Regions from separate parts of the Homo sapiens genome. Here regions 2 and 3 are each linked to region 1. The links are chromatin loops, found by intact Hi-C in ENCODE. Cell type or tissue: PC-9. All regions are shown on one strand.

What was found. Peaks named below come from ENCODE experiments on the same cell type or tissue, not always from the same donor. Only the 100,000 strongest peaks of a DNase experiment are listed, where the experiment ranks them.
Region 2: it touches region 1 in a loop (11-fold over the local background); 20 of 110 quality-filtered maps call a loop at or near these places.
Region 3: it touches region 1 in a loop (11-fold over the local background); 7 of 110 quality-filtered maps call a loop at or near these places.

The regions. Positions count from the first base shown.
Region 1 is chr1:50,618,008-50,623,007 of GRCh38, reverse strand. All of the region lies in intron 8 of FAF1 (Fas associated factor 1), which reads left to right. Among named protein-coding and RNA genes, the nearest start is that of FAF1-AS1, 180 kb to the right of the region's middle. In PC-9, a CTCF peak has its summit at 2,272 (motif pointing left); DNase peaks (open chromatin) are centred at 1,837 and 2,167; H3K27ac peaks cover 1,600 bases.
Region 2 is chr1:50,701,989-50,706,988 of GRCh38, reverse strand. It overlaps FAF1 (Fas associated factor 1), which reads left to right. Exons shown (of 19, transcript NM_007051.3): 7 at 1,098-1,203. Among named protein-coding and RNA genes, the nearest start is that of FAF1, 260 kb to the left of the region's middle. In PC-9, CTCF peaks have their summits at 2,561 and 2,762 (motif pointing right); no DNase peak of the experiment used is centred here.
Region 3 is chr1:50,733,289-50,738,288 of GRCh38, reverse strand. All of the region lies in intron 6 of FAF1 (Fas associated factor 1), which reads left to right. Among named protein-coding and RNA genes, the nearest start is that of FAF1, 220 kb to the left of the region's middle. In PC-9, CTCF peaks have their summits at 2,554 and 2,753 (motif pointing right); no DNase peak of the experiment used is centred here.

The sequences.
Region 1 (5,000 bases):
AAAAACTAGGGTACAGTATGGGATTACCACCAAGTGCAAGATAATGAGGGAGAGAATCAGGTCCTAGAGGAAGATTTGAGGAATAAGGGTAGAATCTAAAAGAAACTTCAAGCTACCTCTCATTTATGACCAATTGTGCCTACCACTGCTTCCTGGTGTGCACAGGTATACTATCAAACGTTCTCCAGAGAAGCCAAATTCCCCTACTCCTCACAGTATTTTCAGGGATATCCCACTTTAGTAAAGAGGAGGTCATAGTAGGTGTCCAATAAATACTGGAATCCTCTCTGTTCCTCTTTACCATCCTCCCCACCCCCAAGTCCAAGATTTCCCTTAACTCTGAAATTTTATGATTCTGTAAAATTCTAATACATGTCCTTCAGCAAATGAAATGGATCAATTAAAAACAGGTAAATTTCAAGTAATATTAGATTCCTGGATGACAATTGTACTAATATCCTTTAAAAGTAACTCTCAAGAGAGTGGATGAGATAGCTAACTAAATGCGGCCTGGAAGTGCCACTTCTACCGAGAGAGACCAAATCATCAAGTCAGCATAATTTGGGCAACTCTTAGGAGAGAAAATGCCAAGAGTGGCTGGTGAGGAGATGCTGAAGCCAAGGCTGAAAAGGGAGGAAGCTGGGAACCTTGTGTGGAGTATCTGAATGCTGGTGCTAGTTCTTGGCCCTGAATAGCTTTTGGGAAAGGGGTGTATTAAGGAAATGAGGGATAGCTCACTCTTGCCACAGACCAGCCTAGCTACGGCGGACCCTTTATCCTCCATGGACATGTGAGCTGGCAGGGTAATCTTTCTTTTTTTTTTCTTTTTATTTTTTTTTTTTTGAGATGGAGTCTCGCTCTGTTGCCCAGGCTGGAGTGCAGTGGTGTAATCTCGGCTCACTGCAACCTCCACCTCCCGAATTCAAGTGATTTCCTGCCTCAGCTTCCTGAGTAGCTGGGATTACAGGCACCTGCCACCATGCCCGGCTAATTTTTGTATTTTTAGTAGAGACTGGGTTTCACCATACTGGCCAGGCTGGTCTCGAACTTCCGACCTCAGGCCATCCGCCTGCCTTGGCCTCCCATAGTGCTGGGATTACAGGCGTGAGCCACTGTGCCTGGCCAGCAGGGGAATCTTTCTAGGGAGCAAGACAGACAGGAGTGTGGTCGGCATGGAGCCCAGGAGCTTTTGTGTGCTGGTCAGCTCTGGCAGAGATTAGCCATAGACACCCACCCTCCAGGGCTCCTCATCTTCCTCTAGGAGGTGCTGGCCCCAGGTAACCTCCAACCTAAGAAAGATCGGGGCTGGGCCAGGTGCAGTGCCTCACTCCTGTAATCTCAGCACTTTGGGAGGCCGAGGTGGGTGGATCACCTGAGCTCAGGAGTTCGAGACCACCCAGGGCAACATGGTGAAACCCTGTCTCTATTAAAAATACAAAAAAATTAACTGTGTGGTGGTGCGCCCCTGTAGTCCCAGGTATTTGGGAGGCTGAGGCAGGAGAACCACTTGAGCCCCAGAGGCGAAGGTTGCAGTGAGCTGAGATCCCGCCACTACACTCCAGCTTGGGCTACAGAGTGAGACTCCATCTCAAAAAAAAAAAAAAAAAAAAAAAAAAGAAAAAAAGAAAGATCGGGGCTAACTTCCCCGTAAGACTGGGGCATATCTGCAAGCCCTCCTGCTCACTGGCTCCTGCGAAGGCCCATTCCTAGCTGCCTTGCAGGAGCGTGTACACAGCACCCCCTTTGCAGCCCAGCCAGAGTGCATTGTTCCACCTGAGTATTTTCCCAGTGACTCAGGAGCACATCAGAAACCCCAGCACAGCCATAACCCCACCCTGAGCTGTGGGACTTCCTGGTACTTCCAGGGCTGTGGCATGTAGCTTAGGAGTATGGAGCCAAGATCTAAGACCAACACTTGAGCAGGGGAGGAGCCCCCACCATCAGAGGACTGAGAACTAGGGTAGGAGCAGGGTGTGCCTCCCTCCACAGGGCTGGTCCGGAAAGTGTGCGGCATATCTCCCTGCTCCAGCCTCTGCCTGAGGGGGCCCCATGGCCCGGAACACCTAACAAAAGAAAATGCAGGCACAGTGCCAGTGACTGGAGGGGGCACCCCCAAGGCTCAGAAGCAGACCTGGTGAGGGAGCCATCTCCTCCCCTCCCACACCACAGAGCACACCTGAGAATGCAAGAAAGTACAAAAGATCTATGTGGCTGGATATTTGCCTAGCTACTGGCCATTACTCTTAAGCACCATCTACTGGATCGCAGCTCAAACTGCAAAAACAAAAATTATCCTGCTAATATATACACCTGTGAAACCAAGTGCAAGAATTCACCCACACATAAAGAATCAACACAAGAACTCTCGCAGTTGAAAAAGCCAGTGTCCCCTTACCTCCAGACAAGTCCACTAGTTTCCCAACAATGGTTCTTAACCATTCCAAAATGACTGCAATGACAGACACAGAATTGAGAATCTGGATGTCAACGAAGTGCATTGAGATTCAGGAGAAAATTGAAACCCAATCCAAGGAATCTAGCAAAATGATCCAAGAGCTGAAAGATGAAATAGTCATTTTAAGAAAGAACCAAACTGAATTTCTAGAGCTGCTAAGTTTACTACAAGAATTTCATAATACAATACAAGTATGAACAACAGAATAGACCAAGAGGAGGAAAGACTCTCAGAGCTCAAAGACTGGTTCTTCAAATCAACTCATTCAGACAAAAATAAAGAAAAAATTTAAAACAATGAACAAAACCTCCAAGAAATGTGGGATTATGTTAAGAGACCAAATCTAGGCTGGACACGGTGGCTCACGCCTATAATCCCAGCATTTTGGGAGGCCGAGGCGGGCGGATCATGAGGTCAGGAGTTCGAGACCAACCTGGCCAACATAGTGAAACCCTGTCTTTACTAAAAATACAAAAATTAGCCAGGCGTAGTGGTGGGCACCTGTAGTCCCAGCTACTTGGGAAGTTGAGGCAGGAGAATCGCTTGAACCTGGAAGGCAGAGGTTGCAGTGAGCCGAGATTGTGCCATTGCACTCCAGCCTGGGAGACAGAGCAAGACTCTGTCTCAAAAAAAAAAAAAAAAAGAGAGAGAGAGACCAAATCTACTATTCATTGGCATTTTTAAGAGAGAAGGAGAGAGAATAAGCAACTTGGAAAATATATTTGAGGATATAGTCCATGAAAATTTCCCTAATCTCACTACAAAAATTGATATGCAAATCCAGGAAATACAGAGAACCCTGGTTAGATACTATATGAGACGACCATCCCCAAGGCATGTACTCATCAGATTCACCAAGGTCAATGTAAAAGAAAAAATCTTAAAGGCAGCTAGAGAGAATGGTCAAGTCATATACAGAGAGAACCCAATCAGGCTAGACAACCCCATTAGCAGCAGGCCTGTGAGCACAAACCCTACAAGCTAAAAGAGATTTGGGGCCTATATTCAGCATCCTTAAATAAATTTCAACCAAGAATTTCATATCCCAGCAAACTAAGCTTTATAAGTGAAGGAGAAACAAAATCCTTCTCAGACAAGCAAATGCTGAGGGAATGTGTTTCAAATAGACCAGCCTTATAAGAGGTCCTTCTGGGAGTACTAAACTTGGAATCAAAAGAATGATACCACTACAACAAACACACACTTAAGCACATAGCCCACAGACACTGAAAAGCAATTATACAATCAGGTCTACATAGCAGCCAGCTAACACCACAATGACAGGATCAAAATCACATATATCAGTACTAACTTTGAATATAAATGGGCTAAACGCCTCACTTAAAAGACACAGAATGACAAACTGAATAAAAAGATAAGACCCAACCATCTGTTGTGTTCAAGAGACACATCTCACACATAATGACACCCACAGTCTCAAAGTAAAGGGATGGAGAAAGATCTACCACGCAGAAATAAAACATAATAGAGCAAGGGGCCAGGTGTGCTGGCTCACACCTGTAATCCTAGCACTTTGGGAGTCCAAGGCTGGTGAATTACATGAGGTCAGGAGTTCGAGACCAGCCTGGCTAACATGGTGAAACCTTGTCTCTACTAAAAATACAAAAATCAGCCGGGCATGGTGGTATGGTGGTGCACGCCTGTAATCCCAGCTACCCAGGAGGCTGAGGCAGAAGAATCGCTGGAACCCAGGAGGCAGATGCTGCAGTGAGCTGAGAGTGTGCCACTGCACTCCAGCCTGGGCGACAGAGTGAGACTCTGTCTCAAAAAAAAAAAAAAGCAAGCTTTGCTATTCTTATATTCGATAAAACAAATGTTAGTAAAAATTAAGAAGGACAATAAAGGGCCTTATGTAATGATAAAGGGTACAGCACAACAGGAAGACTTAACTATCCTAAATATATGCTCACCCAGCATTGGAGCACCCAGATTCATAAAACAAGTTTTTGGCATTAAAAAAGATTTAGGTGGCCGGGCGCGGTGGCTCATGCCTGTAATACCAGCACTTTGGGAGGCCGAGGCAGCCTGATCACCTGAGGTCAGGAGTTCGAGACCTGCCTGGCCAACATGGTAAATCCCCATCTCTACTGAAAATACAAAAAAAAAAAAAAAAAAAACTCTAAAAACTACACAAACAGATGGATATTAAACAACTTGCTCCAGAATAACTCCTGAGTGAACACCAGTATTAGCGAAAATTACCAAAATCTCTGGGATGCAGCTAAAGCAGTGTTAAGAGGAAAGTTTATAGCTCTAAACACCCTCATTAATTAGTTAGAAAGCTCTAAAATTAACAATTTAACATTAAACCTAAAAAAACTAAAAGAACAAATAAACCCCAAAGCTAGCAGAAGAAAAGAACCAAAATTGGAGAAGTGCATGATGAAATTGAGATGCAAACATCCATACAAAAGATGAAAACAAGAGTTGGCTCTTCGAAAAAATAAGCAAGATTGATAGACTACTAGCTAGATTAACAAAGGAAAAAAGAGAAGATCTAAATAAATACAATCAGAAATGACAA
Region 2 (5,000 bases), 84 kb before region 1:
CTCGTGATCCACTGGCCTCGGCCTGCCAAAGTGCTGGGATTACAGGCGTGAGCCACCGTGCCCGTCCTATCTGTCTAATTCTGATCTTTATGTTGTGTGTGTATTTGTCACATAGTTACAGATGGGCAAAGGAGGAAAGTTGAAGGTTAAAACCATGGAGCACACCCAAAATATTTTCCTGGTACCATAGGCATGGCAAAATTACACTTGAGACAGACAGTAGAAATTATTCAGGCATACTGATGATAGGTCTTTATTTTCAATACTGATGAAAATAATATTTCTAATATTAGTTTAATACTCATTTAATATTAGTTTAATACTTCTGTATTTCACTTGTAATTGAACCAGAGTCTTTGAGTATACATTTTAGTAGCATATTTGGAATTTGATATAATTGACAGTTCCAGGAGGAGATAAAAATAGAACCATGACTTACATTTCTTGATTTTTTCACTAATTTCAAATACTCTTCATGGTTCTGATAAATTTCTAAATTTTGGAACTTTGTTATAGGCTTTACAAAATGTTGCTATGATTTCTCCAGTTTCTAAATTCTGTGTATTACTGAGTCCTAAGTGAAAGCACAATTATTTTGAATGAATTTTTACATAACAATTGAAGTTCTGTAGATTTCAATATCTTCTGAATTTTGACTGAAATCAGATTCATGAATATAAATAATAGTTTCATACTTCTGTTATTCTAGAACAGCTGTTTCACTTGGAATTGAACCAGAGTCTTTGAATATACATTTTAGTAGCATATTTGGAGTTGATATAATTGACAGCTTTGTTGGAGGAGATACGTATGCAGATATTATGAATTAGCCTATGACTTGTAGAAAATTCTTAAGTATACAAAGCATTTAGACTTGAAATTTAAAAACACCTTGGTAGAGAAAGAGTTAACAGGTTAGCTCCCCTTGGTTGTTCTCAGTGTGTTCTCTTGCCTTTAGGAGCTGAAAATATGATAACATTGGGCCCAGACATGCCTGTGTGGAGGTTAGGGTACTCCTGGGGTTTTTGCAGCTAGCTGTAAAGCAAGCTAGAACTTGTTCATCTCTGAGTTCCTTGTTTTTCTTTCAACCCTTTCAGTGCCCTGCAGGAGTCATTAAATCAAAACTTCATGCTGATCATCACCCACCGAGAAGTCCAGCGGGAGTACAACCTGAACTTCTCAGGAAGCAGTACTATTCAAGAGGTGAGTTATGTCTCACAGCTAAGAAATAAAGGTAGCTCATTATAGCTAATGTTGACCCTGTTAAAGAGGGCTTATCTGTTCTGGTTGGAAATTCTCTTTATGTTTCATTATTGGGTTCTTAAATTTTAATTAACTGGAGCATCAATGATTACTGTAGATATACTAAATGACTTGACCTAGAAAGATGTAAATGGGAACTCTTGATAATTTTTAAACTAGTCAACTTGAAACGCTGCTTAAAAATAACTGATTATTATGTAATATATTTCATGGTTTTATAGTCATTATTCAAAATACTATGGAAATTGTTGACAACATTCATTTTGGAGGATGCTTATATTTTATTTGAAAGGTTGCTCTCAAATAATTATTTATATTGTGTACTCTGCCTGTTTCTAAAAGGAATTTGAGGGGACTTTTCTTAAGCAGCTCCATCCTGCCCTTGGGCAGTATGCCTAAGATGCTGTTGGAGACTATCTTTTAGCTTAGAATATGAGAAGAGTCTATTTATAGTGTCAGTATTTTCTTCAACACGACCAACCAGGGCCACTGTTTCAAAAGAGAACCTCCCCCAAGAGAGAAGAGGTACCTTGTTGGTATGCCTTGGGCCCCAGCCACCTAAAAGCTAGTAATTCTATCTTCATGGAGGGTGGGGGGAACATTTAAGGCTATGACAGGACTTATGTTTAGAAACATTGAAATGATGACTATGTTGCATTACACCTTATAAGTTATGAAAGCAACAGTCATTTGTCTACTAATTTTTCTAAAGAGAATTAATCATGCTTAATCTTGGATTATTTTATAATGTTTTTCTTAGACTACATTTCTTAAAATAATCACTTAATGTCATTTTGAAAGAACCAGTTTTCACCCTAGTGTTTTCTTTCAGAAATATATGAACTGTTTCTGTAGACTATTAATGGTTTCCTTTTTTATATTGTGTTAATGAATTTCAGCTTCTGAATTTGACATGAATAACTCATTGCTTTATTTTCTTCATTGATTACTTGAATAGTTTGTTGACTCTAGAAACTAAACTCTTTAAAATTTTTTTCTGATCTGATTCCTAAACTGAATTGTAGGTTTGCGTTATTTAATTTTTTTTCAGGATTTTAAATATGTATAAATTGTAATTTCATTTTCAACCTCCATAATGAGTATTTTATTCTCTAAATTAAAAAACTTAATTCCTTGAAGAATCATTTGTGTTTTTATGGTAGAAATAATGTTTTGCCGTGGCTCCATCTCCGAGTTATTATAGCATCTGAAATTTTACAGGATAGTAAAATCTAAATTGTATATGTGAATATATGAAACAAGGAAATTTAGATTTAAAATAACTTCAGTTTAACCAACATGACAAAGATAAGAGGTAAATTCATTTTATTGCTGACTTGATAATTGAAGAATAGTATAATGTATGATGAATAAATATAGTTTGCCTTTTTTTCCTTCGGGGTTGAATTTTCTAGCCATAATTTTGCTGCCACCCTCTCAACCCCCACCCCTAGTTTCTGTTATTTGAGTGTGTTTCAGCTTTCTCCCACAAGAGGGCAGAAAGGACTATTCAGCAGATAGCCTAAAAATGCTATTCAGTGTTTTCAAATTAGCTTCTCTTATATTAACAAAAAGGAGCATAATGGCCAAGTTATTGTTTGATTTACAGATAATTGGCATATTGCAGGGAGGAGACTTAATTTCACCCTTTTAAATTAAACAGGGAGATTTAAAAAGACATAAAATATTCATTAATGTTCGGTGATTATAAAGTAGTGGCATATATTTATTTTGCCTTTATTACTGTTTCGATGGGAAAATACTGCAAATATTTCCGAAATCGAGTTGGCCATACTGACAAGTTGAAATGTTTAAGCAGCGTTAATGCAATCTGCTCACACCTGATATCCTATGCAGAATGATTCAAAATGACTACATCAATTATTAAAAGAAATATTTAAAATTCTGTAAATGTGCCATTGTGTGCCACAGTTGGCTGAAACTGTTCTCCGTGGCCTGCTATGTAGATTATCAAATATATCTTAAGCTTCAAGGACTTAAAACAGTAAATCTTTTTTATACCATTTTCTAAATGTCATTTTAAAAATGTTCCAGAAATATTTTTGCAAAGACAGATATTCTTATGTATTTCTTGTCAAGAATTTGGTTTCTTCTCCTTTTTCCTTTTTTTCCCTTTAAGTTAATTTAAAATAATATTTTTAAATGCTAGTTTGCCAGGAACAAATAAATGCAGTTGCTACTTATGTCACTTGCTTCTCTGTGAGTAGACAGGTACACATAGGCTGTTTTATTCTGTACAACTTAGATAAAGGATGTGGGACCTCTCTGGGCCTAGTTCTGTGACTTTTCTGCTTCAACTTGTGCAACACCTGTGATGGAGGGGGTAGTTTCAGGTGAAGGACAAGGTGCCCTTATCTACAGCTATTCAATCCACAATGACACTTAAGTATGTACATTTTTTCTTGTTGCATGATTGGAAAGTTAGTTTGATTGCATCAAGATAAAAATATAATTGTGAAACTATTTTGTAGTTTTATTTTATAATGCTAGTATTTGTCTTTTATTAATGTGAAAGCTTAATGATACCATATGTGCTAAATTGTAAATTAATCTATCTCACCAGTTTCAGGAATTTCTTTTCAGTATTAATAGGTCCAAGAATAAATCCTGACTAATATAATTGAGGGAAAGGAAAAAATGTTCAAAACACAAAGGTTCCTGGTCATTTTTTTAGTGTATTTTATATATATATTTTTTTTAATTTTTGAAAGCCTTGCATTTTTAAAAGAAAACTTTGCACTATTTTTCACCCAGAGGGAAATTTCTATTAAATGAAACAGGATTGAAAAAGGCACTATGATTTCAACTTTTAATTAGAACAAAGTACATTTTTTTAAAATACTGAGTTAGAAAATAGAACTAAAATGCAGTTTGAATTTCAAATAAACTATTCAATGACCATATGGTCATTGCAAGTTAATGGTGATAAACCAAGAGTTGTACAAGTGTTTGTTCATTCTGGCTTTGTGGTCTGCTGCCTCACAATGCGTGACTTGTGTCCTTTAGGTGCTCTAGATTTTAATTTAAGCCAGTTAGTTATTGAGGGTTTTCATTTTGATTTTGTTTTTTTAAAACTCTGTACAAATCCTTCCAGTTACATTATCCTCCTGGTTGGGGAGAAAGCAGTGACAGTATAAAAAGGTCAGAATGGAGAGAGTTGCAAGTAGTCTTAAAGACGAAAAATCTTTTCTGTTTTCCATTATGACCAAACAGCTTGTAAAAAATATCAAAGAATGTGACAGTAACTCTGTGATAGTCTGTCTTTTCAACCTTTTTGGGTCCTAAATTAACTATTTGTCACACTTTAAAATTGTGAGTTTCCTTAAATTTAAACAGGCTTACCTTATTTTAATGAATTTTTTTTACGCTGAGAATTCAGATTTGTCAACAGTTTATTGTGCAGATTCTAGTAATTCTCACTAATACTATTAAAGATCTGTGGTTACAAATGCACTTGGGGTGGGTTAAATTAAGGGGAAAAAAGATTGATTTGCTTTCAGCAAATCCAAAACCCAGGTGTGGAAAAGGATATGAAGTCTCTGAAATCAAGCCAACTTTTCTTGGAAACTGATTCTTTGTTATCGGCCTTACTACTGCAGAAGCTTCTGTTAGGCAAAATATTGTTTTCTTTGTAGATGTCATATAAATTTAAGGAATATACACATGACCCAGAATAACAATAAGAAACCTAAGTATTTTTAGTGCAGAATTATGGA
Region 3 (5,000 bases), 120 kb before region 1:
CATTTTTAGTAGAGATGGGGTTTCTCCATGTTGGTCGGGCTGGTCTTGAACTCCTGACCTTAGGTGATCTGCCCACCTCGGCCTCCCAAAGTGCTGGGATTACAGGCATGAGCCACTGTGCCTGGTGATGTAAATTTTTTATTAAGATTTTCTCTCTGGAATAGAGGGTCTCATTGTTTTTTCAGTTTTCACAGTGGAACTCAATACATTTATACAATGATCACATGATTTTAATTTTTAATTATACATTACGTTTTTTATTGTTTAATGAAGCAAACTGACCTATAGTGGATGATTATGCTAGTGATAATAATTTTTATGAGGAATCTTTTCATACAGTATTATTCCAGAACTATGTTTATTTTTAGATTTTCTGTTGTTGATACAAATTTTTCTCTTTTAAATACAACAACTTGGTGATTTTTTTGTGGTAGGGAGACTTGTGTCCCTAAATTTTGAACATTGTCAAGCTTTCCCCCCACCACTTGCCAAATGTCTTGATTTTTAGGTAGATAGTAGCAAAAATAAAATTAAATTTGGCTTCACTGAAGTAGAAATCACTGAACTGAAAAAGTTAAATCTTGTGTAGTTGTATTGGATGGTCTGTTAATAGTTGGTTTTGGGTTAAGAATTTAAAGAGTTCTTGGATTGCTCTTTATTTTCTATGTTTAGACCGTATGTTAATGGGAAGTGGAATTTGCACACAGTTACAAAATTACAAACTACAAACTTATGGTCCATGTGTTTATAATAATGTTGATGTGAACCTCAGATGAAATTAAGTTAAATAGTTATAGGTATGGTTCTGTATCTAGTCATGTAGAACATTATTTTGTAGGTTAGTTAACAAAGTGTAATCACTGTCATAAAATAGGTAATCCACATAATTAAAAGCAGACAGGAGATGTCATTGTTTATAATCTGTTGCTTTCCAGTAGCGTGATTAAATGGATTTATCAAAATGTCTACCTGGGCTAATGGAAACGTTCTTCATTGCCATGTAGCTGACCTTAGTTTGATTGCCAGTCACTCACTCCCTAGGCAAGCAGGAGTCTACAGTGCTGCTGAAATGCAGTGTTTATTGGAGAATGAGTACTTTATCTAGCATTAAAATATACTTCTCTATTTGGCTTTGTGGATTTTTACCAAGTTATAATGATTCTTTTTTTGTATTGGAAGAATAAGAGAGAAAAGTTCAAAGGTGAACAAAAAACATAGTGGGAGGAGGGACAAATGGAGACTCCTGCTAATGTAAAAGTTATGTTAATGTACTTTTTATTAACACATAACTTAAAAGCTAGGGTTTACTTCTTTTAGTATGTTTATTCAATGTATCTTTCTATAAAACTAGAGATTTTTAAAATAGCATATATATTGAAAGCTGATTTTGTGGGAGACAATTTAAAAAACAAAACAAAATCCATGCAGAACCTTAAAAGTTGATGGTAATAATTATTTTTAAGTTGTGAGTTTTATTTTGTGACTCATCAAATAAAAATATTTTGACATCTTTTTTTTTTCTTTCTTTCTTTTTTTGGAGACGGAGTTTCGCTCTTGTTGCCCAGGCTGGAGTACAATGGCATGATCTCAGCTCACTGCAACCTCCGCCTCCTGGGTTCAAGCAATTCTCCTGTCTCAGCCTCCTGAGTAGCTGGGATTACAGGTGCCCACCACTACGCCTGGCTAATTTTTGGTATTTTTAGTAGAGATGGGGTTTCACCATGTTGGACAGGCTGGTCTCAAACCCCTGAACTCAGGTGATCCTCCCACCTCGGCCTCCCAAAGTGCTGGGATTACAGGCGTGAGCCACTGTGCCCAGCCACTTTACATCTTAACTATATAATAGAATCAAACAAACAATATCCTAGTAAGTTATATAGCATATCATATTATCAAAAATGGTAGACAGATAAACTTGCTTTGTACTAGACTTCATAATGAATCAAACTGATTTGCTTTTGCAGAATTTTGTTACAATTGATGGATTCTTAGAAATCTTATTTGTAATTTGTAACCTAATTTATAATCTAAAAAGGAGAAAAAAGATAATTATGATTCTAAGTGTTATATTTGGGAATTGGCAAATGAATATAACAACTGTGTAATTGGTAGAGTAAAATGGGAAGGTTTATGTATATATTATTGCATTGGCGTATATTACCTCACTTATAATTCTTAAGAATTTGCATGAAATTTCAGTGTGTGAATTCACTCTTAGTTACAGTATATTATTAATCATTTAATATAATGTAGATATAAAATAACATGTTGGCCGGGCACCGTAGCTTATGCCTATAACACCAGCACTTTGGGAGGCTGAGGTGGGAGGATCACTTGACAATAGGAGTTTGAGACCAGCCTGGAGAACATAGCGAGACTGTATCTCTACAAACAATTTTTATGAAATAGCCGGGTGTTGTGGCACGTACCTGTAGTCCTAGCTGCTCAGGAGGCTGAGGCAGGAGAATTGCTCGAGCCCAAGAGTTTGAGGTTACAGTGAGCTGAGATCATGCCACTGTACTTTAAGCCTGGGCAGTAGAGCAAGACCCTGTCTCTAAATAAAATAAATAAAATAAAATAGTTATTAAATTGTTCACTGACAAACCGTCTCACTCTTAAGTTTTGTTAAAGAAGTATACATACAGAAAACTGTATCTCAAACCATGTCCTGTTAAAAAACAAGAAAACAAAAAAACTTCTTAACTTGATTTTACTGCCACTAGGGGGTGCCTGGTAATTGAGTCTTTGTATTAATATAATTTCTTTCTAGGGGAAGAAATGGTATAAACTAAGAGCAGCAAAATTACCATATGAGTGCCTATAATTGTAAACTGAATGTTTTTAAAGTAAATTATGTGTTTCAGAAAACAGAATTTCAAGCTTTCTGAGAATCGAAGAGCAAACTCTTAATCATAATCTTTGTAACAGTTGAAAAGCATTTTAAGCCCTTTTAAAAAAGAAATCAGATTTCACTAATTAATTGAAAGGGTGAAGCAGTACTCCAGTGGCCTCTGTGATACAACTATAAATTCTATTATAAATCACAGTAAAATTAGGAAGGAGAAAACAAACTGTTAATTATACTGTTTCATATTATTACAGGAAAGATTCAGTTCATCAATGACTTATTGATTACTTAATAAAAACAAGCTGTGTCCTCAGGTAGCCTGTAACCTATTTATTAAGATGATTAGGCCTTTTCTTAAGTTATTCCTGTATAGAAAATATTCTTAGATACCAACTCATTCCTGGTGTTCTTTTTGATTGCTTCACCCAGATTCCTTCCTAAACTCTTCATTTCTTCACCTGCTCTAAATGTTGGTATTCTGGAGAGTTCTCTTCTCAGCAGTCTTTCTTATTGTACCTTCTCCCTGATATCTACCCTCAACTCTTCAATTTCTAAATATGTATAGATAACTTACAAATCTCTATTTAGCAACTCACATGTCCCAGTTGCCTGTGGAGTTTTTCATTTGTGTGTGTCCTATCTGTAATTCAAAATCATATGTCTCTGTACTACTACATGTGTTTTTCTTTTTCTTTTTTTTTTTTTTTGAGATGGAGTCTCGCTCTATCGCCCAGGCTGGAGTGCAGTGGCGTGATCTCGGCTCAATGCAAGCTCCGCCCCCTGGGTTCACGCCATTCTCCTGCCTCAGCCTCCCGAGTAGCTGGGAATACAGGCGCCCGCCAATACGCCCGGCTAATTTTTTGTATATTTAGTAGAGACAGGGTTTCACCATGTTAGCCAGGATGGTCTCAATCTCCTGACCTCGTGATCCACCCGCCTCGGCTTCCCAAAGTGCTGGGATTACAGGCTTGAGCCATCTTGGCCGGCCTACATGTGTTTTTCGTTTCAAATGTCCAACAGTATAAAATACTGAAGTGTATTCTAACCAAGATGCTGATTATTAAAAAAGCCATTGGGTTGGGAATATAAGTAATTAATAACTTTGTTAAAATCATTTTTGGTAGAATGGTGAGAATGAGAACTCGATTATAGTAGATTTTCATGGATAAACAAGAAATGAAGAAATGATTACTGTTATTTTCAGAAAACTTGATGGTGAAGGAAGGAGAAGTTGAGGGAGAAGTCAAGGTAAGATACTTGAGAAGTATTGGAAGCACAAGGAGTAAGAGACAGCAAGTAGGAAAAATGTAAACAAGTGAAACCAAAATAGAAAATGTGGCCAAAGACTGAGTGCAGTGGCTCACGCCTGTATTCCCAACACTTTGAGAGGCCGAGGTGAGTGGATTGCTTGAGGTCAAGAGTTTGAGACCAGGCTGGCCAATATGGTGAAACCCCATCTCTACTAAAAATACAAAAATTATCTGGGTGTGGTGGTGCACGCCTGTAACCCGAGCTACTCAGGAGGCTGAGGCAGGAGAATTGCTTGAACCCTGGAGGTGGAAGTTGCAGTGAGTTGAGATTGCAACACTGCACTCAAGCCTGGGCAGCAGAGTGGGTATGGAACTGTTTTAGTTTGCTAGGGCTGCTATAACAAAGTACCATAGACTGGGTAGCTTAAACAATAGGCATTTATTTCTCCTTGTTCTTGAGTTTGGAAATCTCCAAGATGAAGGTTCCAGTAGAGTCAGTTCCTGTTGAAAGCTCTCTTCCTGGTTTACAAGCCCAACTTCCTGCCATGTCCTCATATGGCAGAGAGAGAGAGGAGAGAGAGAGAACTCTGGTTTCCCTTCATCTTTTTATAAGGACATCAATCCCATCAGATTAGGACCCAGCCCTTATGACCTCCTTTAACCTGAATTGTATCCTGAAGATGCTGTCTCCAAGTACAGTCACAGTGGGTGTTAGAGAGTCAACATATAAATTCTAGGGGGACACAATTCAGTTCATAGCAGAGAGATACGGGTGGAGCCCAGGGATTAAGTGTTGAAATGACATTAGGTAACAGGTTTAGAGACAGTAGGAAAGGTGTAATAATAGAAGATTGGAGACAGATGGAGAACATTTCTGGGATCTAGATTTCAGTACTGTTACA